Regions from separate parts of the Mus musculus genome. Here region 2 is linked to region 1. Evidence: chromatin contacts called from ENCODE Hi-C data. All regions are on one chromosome and are shown on one strand. Each heading gives the region's core, a stretch centred on a gene start or an enhancer-like site at or near the end of the contact. The rest is flanking DNA. Distances are from core to core; before and after follow the strand shown. Region 1 holds the start of Cd5 (CD5 antigen). Region 2 holds the start of Cd6 (CD6 antigen).

What was found. Hi-C counts contacts between places; a loop is a spot of excess contacts on that map.
Region 2: a map of T-helper 1 cell shows a loop between it and region 1 (2.9-fold over the local background). The contact joins the promoter of Cd6 here to the promoter of Cd5 in region 1. A Hi-C loop is called at or near these places in 8 of 37 maps with a recorded cell type or tissue (CH12.LX, T-helper 1 cell, T-helper 17 cell and 4 more).

Annotation. Positions count from the first base shown.
Region 1 is chr19:10,736,002-10,740,327 of GRCm38, forward strand. Cd5 (CD5 antigen) reads right to left here and starts at 2,973. Exons shown (of 11, transcript NM_007650.3): 1 at 2,794-2,973. The coding sequence starts at 2,845.
Region 2 is chr19:10,827,350-10,831,852 of GRCm38, forward strand. Cd6 (CD6 antigen) reads right to left here and starts at 2,709. Exons shown (of 13, transcript NM_009852.3): 1 at 2,459-2,709. The coding sequence starts at 2,507.

The DNA of each region.
Region 1 (4,326 bases), core at 1,723-4,222:
GGGTGGCAGAGGGAATGGCAGTCCCTTCAAATGATCCTGTGCCTGCACATCCAGGTCCATATGCCAAGTAGGGCCCTGTGATGTGCTCAGGCCCCCAGACATGTGAGGATTCGGGTGCTGGCTTCCATACTTCCTCTGTCGGGTCTCTGTGAGCGGCGCAGGCCCGTGGGCCAAAATGTCTGCCTTGGCTCTCGATGCTCCTGCCGCTGTAAAGAGCTGAGTAGCACATGCTCAGAACAGATTTGTAGATGAATGAATGAGTGAATGAGTGAGAGTGAATAAGCGAATGGGTGGATGAACAGCCTGGGCAGAAGAAAGGGGGAGAAGATCTATGGTGTGGCGAGCGCTTGGTAAGATCCCATTCTGCCTTGCCTTGCTTCCAGATGACCCTAGTGTCCACTGAGCACTATCTCCACCACATATAGGCTAGGCCTACTGTGAGTTAATTCGTTTCCTTGCCATTTGCTGTTATTCTCCTTACAGTGAAGGAGAGGGAGGATTACCAAACCAGCGCCCGGGGTCACCTAGCCAAAAGTGCCAGAGTGGAACTCAAATTGGTTTTTGGAGTTACTGTGGTGTCTGAGCCACGTCCCCAACCCACTTCAATGATTGAGGCTCAGAAAAATTGTAAGAGGGGACAATGTGGGAACCCTAGCCAGGTTGTAAAGATCTTCATTCCTTAGGTCCTAGAGTATCCACAGCCCTATGCCTTGATGTTTGTGTCTCTGCTGATGAAGGCTTCTCCTATGGTCATGCTCTGACGTGTGAGAATGGCTTTGGGAACCTATTACTCCTACAGAGGTGGTGGGGCTGTGTGAGGGCAGAAATGTAGGCCAGGCTCTCCATGCTGCTCACCACCTGTTCCACCATGCGCTTGCCACTCCTGGGCCTCAGTTTTCACTCACTGTAAAATGGGAAGATGGCTCCACATATTTTCTGTACTATTCAGAAGCTAACAGGAAAAAAAAAAAAAGGATTTAAAAGGATTTCATGAAAATCAGGCCTGGTGGCACAGGCCTGTAATTCCAGCTACCGGAGAGGCTGAGGCAGGAGGATTGCAAGTTGAAGACACTCCTGGGTTATGGAGTAAGTTCAGGCCAGCTGGTCATTTATGGAGACCATGCTTCAAAAAGCTGGGGCCCTGTAGGATGGCTAAGTGGGTAAAGGCATTCTCTGCCAAGACTCATGTGCCAATTTCTATCTCTTGGACTCACAGGGCAGAAGGAGAGAACTGACTCTTGCAAATTGTCCTCTGACCCAATGGCATTCCTGCATAGCACACTTGAGGCTGCTGGGGAGGGCTGGTTGTAGGGTGGGAATAAAGTCTTGGTACACATGCATGTATGCACACACACACACACACACACACACACACACACACACACACACCCAAATGTCTAAAAACAGTTTTGTTTTTTTTTTAAAGTAAAAAGTGGCAGGCTGTAGCTCAGCCATAGCTTGCGTAGCATGTGTGAGGTCCTGGGTTCAATCATAGGACCATAAAAGTAAAATAAAAGTGCGAGCTGTTCCCTACCTACCCACGACTAAGAAACTACTTTCTACCTATAAGACTCTAGCAACATACAGGGACCATGTGCTCCCAGGCCTCCAAATGATAACTCTACTGGGGTGATGGTTCGATTCCATCTCTTCTGGACTCTGGCTTCCATGGAACAGGGGTACCTGCAGTCCTGCCAAGAGCTCACTCCATGCCCAGTGGGGACCATGGGTGGGTCCTGTCTCCTTGTGTGTGGGTCTGAGACTGCAGAGAAGGCCTGGATTGGGGCAGGGGATAAAGGCTTGGCTTCTGAGATTCTCAGGACCAAAGGGACCACATCAATGTCCTAGTAAGGTCCAGGAAGCAAGCCAAGATTTGTCAAGCAGGCATGGTGTACCTCTTACTGTCCAATGCACAAGGGGTGTGTACGTGGGCATCCAAGTCATGCTAACATGAGTGAAGAGGTCATATAGTGTCCAGGAGAGTGCACACACAGTTCTCATAGATACATACATTCAAAACGCACCCCTCCACATCCAGAGTCACACATTCTCACACTCACTCCTAGCTCTTGTAGGTACAGAGTGGGTATCTGAAGCCCCCAACCCTTCTCTGTGAAGTAGAAAGCCATTTCTTCTTTTCCATCCCACCTGGCATCCAGCAGCCTTTACCCCGCCACGTCAGTTTACATCTCTGCTCTGCTCTGTGCACATGCTGTGACCCGGAGGATCTCTTTGGGCCTCCAGGCCTAGCGCCCACAGCATACCTCTGGCTAGTCAAGAATCGCTTACTTTCCTGATGTCACTGATGGCCCACCAGCAGGGTCTCAGGTTTGGAGCAAGGCTCATGAGTTGGGGACTCCTTTAGAACTGACATAGGGCTGCTGTTTGAGCTTGGCATCTCTCTGTTCTTCCGCATCCTTATAAATGGACCATTCTGCCGCAGCCTACTCTGCCCGGAGCATCCTCAATATCAGGTTTGTGCCTCCCTGGAGGTGACCAAATAAAGGCCAGGCATTTCTAGGTGGCACCCTGGAGAGGGTGGCTGCACAGGTTGGAAACTAAGTGCACACTGACTTCTAACCCAAAGCTGAGAAAGACAGTGGATCAGGCTTGGCAATGCACGCGCAGAGCCCCGCGGAGAATGGGGAGTTGACCTAACCTCTGTGACCCTAAGCCTCCCTGCTATTGCACATGAGCCCAGAGTCAGACCTGGGAAGAACTGAGATCCTCTTACTGCACCCCGGTATGCACAGGTATTCAGCCTGGCAGTACCCAGTACCGGCAGAGACTCACCCAGCGTTCCCAGCAGGTATGTGGCAGCCAGCAGCACTTCGTGGGAGTCCATGGATAATGGCCTTCTGCTGCCTCAGCCTCAGTGAGCTCAGCTGGCCAGCCAGGAGAGGTGTCTGACTCAGTGTCTTACTGTCTTGGAGGGAGGGGGCATAAACAGGGGTGGAAAGGGGAAGCAGGCAGTGTGGGCCTGTGTCACTGCCAACCCTGTTTGAAGTTGAACTGTCAACTTCCTCCCTGTGAAACCACCTGCCCCAATTAGAATGGAGGCCTGAGTCTCTGTCAGCTTCCTGCACGAGGTGCCTGGAACTGCGGTAGTGCCCACTGGCCATTCTCATGGCTGGGCAGAACCAGGTGTCCTTGTGGGATGGGACTGTGGGGCAGAGAGAGGCTGGGAACTCCAGAGAGAGGTCGTTCTACTCTCAGGAGAGCTCACCCGAGGTAAAAGGGCAAGGGCCCGAGACAGGAGCCTTCCCTACAGGATTCTGAGTGGGGTGGGGACTGTGCAGGCGAGCAACTTCAGGTCTTATTGCAGGGTCAATAAGGAAAACCAAGACACAAGCCCTGCTCACTCCTGATGGTGTACGGGGCTGGAAGTCCATAATCTGAGTTGAATCCCTATGGGGATCTAAGCAAAGAAACAAAACAAAACAAGACCTTGCTAGGTAGCCCATGTAAGCCTGGAGTTTGTGGTAATCCTCCTGCTTCAGTCTCACAAATGTTAGAATTACAAGCGGGAGCTGCTGTGCCTAAGAATCCAAGAGTAATATTTTACCAGCAAGTATGGGGAGGAGAGTGTCTTCATCTGAGTTGAACTTGCAGCACTGTGTGTGTGTGTGTGTGTGTGTGTGTGTGTGAGAGAGAGAGAGAGAGAGAAAGAGAGAGAGAGAGAGAGAGAGAGAGAGAGAGAGAGAGAGAGAGAGAGAGAGAGAGAGAGAGAGAGAGAGATCTCCCTGTTGGTGTGAGATGCCCATTTTGGGTATGATCTCCATGTTAGGTATGAGATAGATATTCATGTTGGGTGTGAGATCTCCATGTTGTATGGTCTCTGGATCTAGATTCGTTCATTCATTCATTCATTCATTCATTCATTCATTCATTCATTCATTCAACATTATCAATGATATGCAAGAACTAGAAATGCAGCTGGCATGGTGATACACACCTTTTAATCCCAGCACTCAGGAGACAGAGGCAAGGTGATCTCTGTGAGTTTGAGGCCAGCCTGGTCTACAAAGTGAGTTCCAGGACAGCCAGGGATGTTACACAGAGAAACTCTTGTCTGGTGGTGGTGATGGGTTGGGTGCTGGGGACAGTCCCTACCTGGTGTGTCTGTTATTTTTTCCTTTGCTGGAACCCAGTGTCTCATGCTTACAAGGCAAACACTCTCAACTGATCTGTATCCCTAGCATCCCTTTGTTTCTTAAGTGCCCATCGGAGCCTATTTCCTCACAGTTTATAGAGAGCTTCACTGTCCATTGACCAGCCAGCCCACGCCCTCGCATATGCATGCATGCACACGCATGTGCACACACG
Region 2 (4,503 bases), core at 1,459-3,958, 91 kb after region 1:
CTTTTCAGGACCCAGAAGACTTTACCCAGTAACTGAGAAAATGAGGACCAGGGAAGGGCAGGAGCTCAGGTATTGGTGAACTAGAAACACTGGGTGAAAACTCGTTTCCTAACACCATCCTCCCTCCAGTTAGCTTCTAGTTCACATCTCGGTCTCTTTCCCACCTTGGATGGAAACCAAGGCACAGAACGGGGCCCAGTGGGTCTGTCTCCCTAAGTCCTGGTCACCCAGTCACACACAGGCCTTGCAGAGGCAAGCCGCTGGAGAAAGCAGTACGAGACTCAGAACAGAGAGCTAGGTACCAGCCCTAGACAGAGGAGAGCTCGGTAGCTCCTAGGAGAGCTGGCATCCACCAACCCCTGGCATTCGCCAGCCCCTGACACCCAGAATAGAATTTAGATCACTCAAGTTTGAACACTGCTCCCGGGCAGAAAGCTCCAGAACTCTCTCCTGGGCTTCGCTCTCCTGCTCCATTTCTTCTTGTTGTCCATCACTTTTTCTACATTTTCTTTCTCTTTGCTCTTAACATTCTTTCCTCAAGCACATGTGGTCCAACACAGATCTGCCACCCTGTACACAGTTCCACAGATCTGTGCCCAGCCAGGGGGCCTGCTACATCAGGCAAAAAAGAAGGAACATTCAGGCCCTGGGCCCAGAGACTCAGCCTCCTAGACATCACCATGAGGGAGACATAGTGTCACTTTAGGGTGCAGTTTTCCTTACACCTGCAAAGCTTGTCCTCTTGGGACATTTCTCCATGGGACATAGACCATCAGGCACTGATGAAAGAGCATTGACCAATGAGGAGCCTGTTCCCTGCTCCGAGTGACTGACAAATTCTGAAGAAAATAACAGTTCGGAACCAGGATGTCCTTACCCACCTCCCTCGTTACCCCTCTAATTGGGAGAGCAGAATGGCGTAGGCCTTAGGCTCTAGGGCCTTGGTGACACCATTTCAATTGCCTCGAATTGGGTTCTACCACCATTTATTTTTAGGCTTTCCTCATCCCTTTAATTTCTGGCAAACGAGAAGGCTTTTCCACTTACAACATAACCAATTTTTTTCTTTCAAAACTAAACTTCTATCAGTGACTAAAAGCGGGTCAACTGACATCAACCCAGGGACAGGAAGGAGCTGAGGGAACTGATACTGTGCATGGGCCAGGTGCAACCCATACCTAAGGGTAGGCTCTCTGGAGCCCGCCTGCTGCTGAGGTCTTACCTTCCCATAGGCATCACTCTGGACCCATCATCTCAGACCAAGGACCTCTCAGTTTCAGCCCAAAGGGCTCCGTGCTCAGCTCAGCCCCAGCCCTCATCCATACTGGGAAGCAGTGGAAAGAGAAGGAGCTGGCTTGTTTGGGGCCCCGGTCTTAGCGGTCAGCAGACCTTTTCCTTTAGGACTTAAGCCTGATCTTGTGTCAGGCCTCTTAAGAGAGGCAGAGGTGGTGGCACTGATGGATAGGAAGAAGCAGAAGGCCTTGCCGTCGGCCTGAGTAGAAGGAGGCTGAGCTCCGAGAGCCAGTGCTTTGGAAACAGCTGGTCAAGAAAGGACAGCAAAAGCCCAGGCCTCTACTGGGCAAAACACATGCCAATTAACACCAGGGGACTTGGATGAAATGCCTGAAGATCCAGACAGAAAGAAGACACTTCAGAACTCCCCGAGTGCTCATAACCTCTGACCAGCTTTATGTCCCCATCCCTCTGCCTGGGCTCCCCTTCTGTAAGGCAGACCTAACTCCTTAGACCCTAAGTCTGTTTCTATACCATCTTCCTACCCTGAAATGTGAATGCCTGCCATGTACAGGGATTCCTGAGTCTCTGTGTATTGCCTGTTTCTGCTAGCTTGGCCTGTGCACTCTATCAAGTATCTGGCGACCTTGGGCCTTTGCTCCAGAACCCTAGTCCAGACTATGCAAGACTACTTCAGCACTTAGCAGCTCAGGAACTCAAAAGCCTTCTTGATCATTTGTGTCTCAAATTCATCCAAGAGGTTGAACCGAAGTCACTAAGAGTGAAGTCCCCTGGGTCTCCCTGGATTCTGTCTCTGGTCCTGGTGAACCCCACTCTGGGACTTAACATGGAAAATACTGATGCTGGCTGGTCCTCCCTCTCAAAGGAGTCGTTCCTTCCTTCCTGTGAGATGGTAAGAAGGTGGGAGAAGCGGGTGCTTCCTGCACCTATGGATGCGTGGGGAGCTCCTTCCTCAGACCTAGGCCCCAAGTCAGGCATGAGGTTCGTTCACCTCACTCCCAGGAGGCCTTTTATGATGAGAGCATCATCCGGCCCTTTAAGGGGTCCCTGCGTCACCTCAAGCCCCAAGCTGTTGTCACACCAGGATGGTCTTAGGTTAAAAGGCTCTACAAAGGTGGCCATGAGGAAACAGCTAGCAAGGGGCCAAGCAGACAGAACCCGGGTCCCCTAGCACGAGCTGTAGGAGGTGACAGAAGAGATCTACCTGAGAGAACTGCTGTCAGCAATCCAGCGATCCCAAGGAAGAGCCACATGTCTGGTGCTGTCTCCACTGCTACTCACGCCTGCCCATAGGAAGTGCCATCCTGGTTCCGGGAGACGGTTGTGCCACCGATGGCTTGTCTCACCCGTGGTGCCCTTTCTGTTCTTGTTCTCAGTGCCCTGTGTGCTGCGCACTCTCTCTCCTACACACAGGCCCAGCCTGTGAGTGTCTCACGCCTCTACCTTCTGCTTGTGGTTTTGGTCTCCAGGAAGCCAGGCTGTTGTAACAGGGGTGCTGTTACAGGGCTGTTGGGGTGGGGGAGCCAAGCTACCTTCCATAAGCCCACCAACCAAAGTGAACCCTAAGAATCACAGAGGCCATGTCCAATGAACGCATCCCTGAGGGTCTTCCAAGAAAGACAAAGAGGCTGTGCCTTCTTTCCTGGACACAAAGAGACAGCTCATTCCCAGAGATGCTCTAGTAACTGGTGCTAGAAGAGTGAATTAATGCGCCCCTGCTGCCCCTCCCACAGAATCCAGCTCTCATGGGGTTGCATTCCAAGGTTTGTGTTGTCCTTGGGAATGTGGTGACTAAGAGGCAGGAGGACAGAGTCTTGATGGACTCTTCTTTTGCGTGTGTGTATCGAGGGGTATGTCAGGTGTGCCGTGTGTAGTGTGTGTGCGTGTATGTGTATATATGTATGTGTGTGAATATGTGTGTGTGTGTGTTCATTCATGTGTGTGTATGTTTGTGAGAGAAAGTATGTGCATGTGTGTGCATGTGTGTGCAAGTGTGTGTGTGAGCATATGGTATGCGTAGTGTATATGCACATGTATGAATGTGTGTATCTATGTGTGTGTATATTTGTGCGTGTGTGTGTGTGTCTGTGTGTGTGTGTATGTAAGTTTGAAGCTGATGTCAGAGTAGTCTTCTTCAATTCAATTGTTCTCTGTTATTTATCGAGGTTGGGTCTCTCACTGTATCTAGAGCTCCTGATTCCACAAGTTTAGCTCGCCAGCTTACGCTGGAGGTCCCCATCTCTGCCTCCTAAGTGCTGGGATCTCAGGAGGCTGCCATACCTGCAGGGCTTTTGTGTAGGTCCTGACAGTCTGAGCTCTGCTTCTCATGCTTCTTTGGCAAACTACTGAACCATTTCCCCAGTCCTGGGGTGCACGTAGCAAGGGCCTAAGCTTTTCCAAAGGAAACCCCAAAGAATAGGGGGTCTCAGAGAAGGACTCCCCCCCACCTCCACGTGCCCCAACCCAGGTGGGAGTTGCACAGAGGTGCCAAAGAATCTGGATCCCATCTTTGAGGACTGCTCGCTGTTTGTGTCCTGGGCAAGAGGGCAAGCGGAGTTTCAGCAGATGGCTGTGCAGGGAGGCTGCTGGGGAAGGAAAAGATTCGGGAGGAAAGGGCTAGAGCGGGAAGGACCAGGCTGCCTAGGCGTGCTGAACCAGGCTAGAAAGTAGACTGTGCATTTAGCTCACCAATGAGCCCCCCCTCGTAACACATAGTAGGTGTTAAATAGGTTTTGTTGAGAGAATGTGGGAATGGATAATTTGTCTCTAAGCAGAACCCTAGAGTCTAGAAAGAGACTGGTTCCAGATTCCAGCCATGCCTCATACAACATTTTTTGGTACTCCACTTCCTCCATTCTAGCTTGTTTTCATTTCTCCACTTGTGTAATGGAGAGGATTTCTCCCACTAGTAGGAGTGTCCCACCAGCTGAGGGGGATATCTGATGTGGCAAATTGGGAAGCCATAGTGAATCAGGCTCCTCCCACAGTGAGACCCCGCCCATCTCAGAGGGAGAGAGGGACAGGACTCTGTCCTGGTACCGGCTGAGGGCGCCCTCTAGTGAAGAGTGTCTGGCAACACAAAGGGCCCCGGGGCATAGGCAGTTTTGTCGGGCTTCCAGATTCCACTCCACTCATCTCTGGAGGCTTGGGAGTGTCACTCCAAGGGAAGAAAAGAGATGAAACAACTTCCCTGCTTTCAAGAAGCATACATTCTCAAGAGTGAGATGGCTCCGTGGGTAAAGGTGCTTG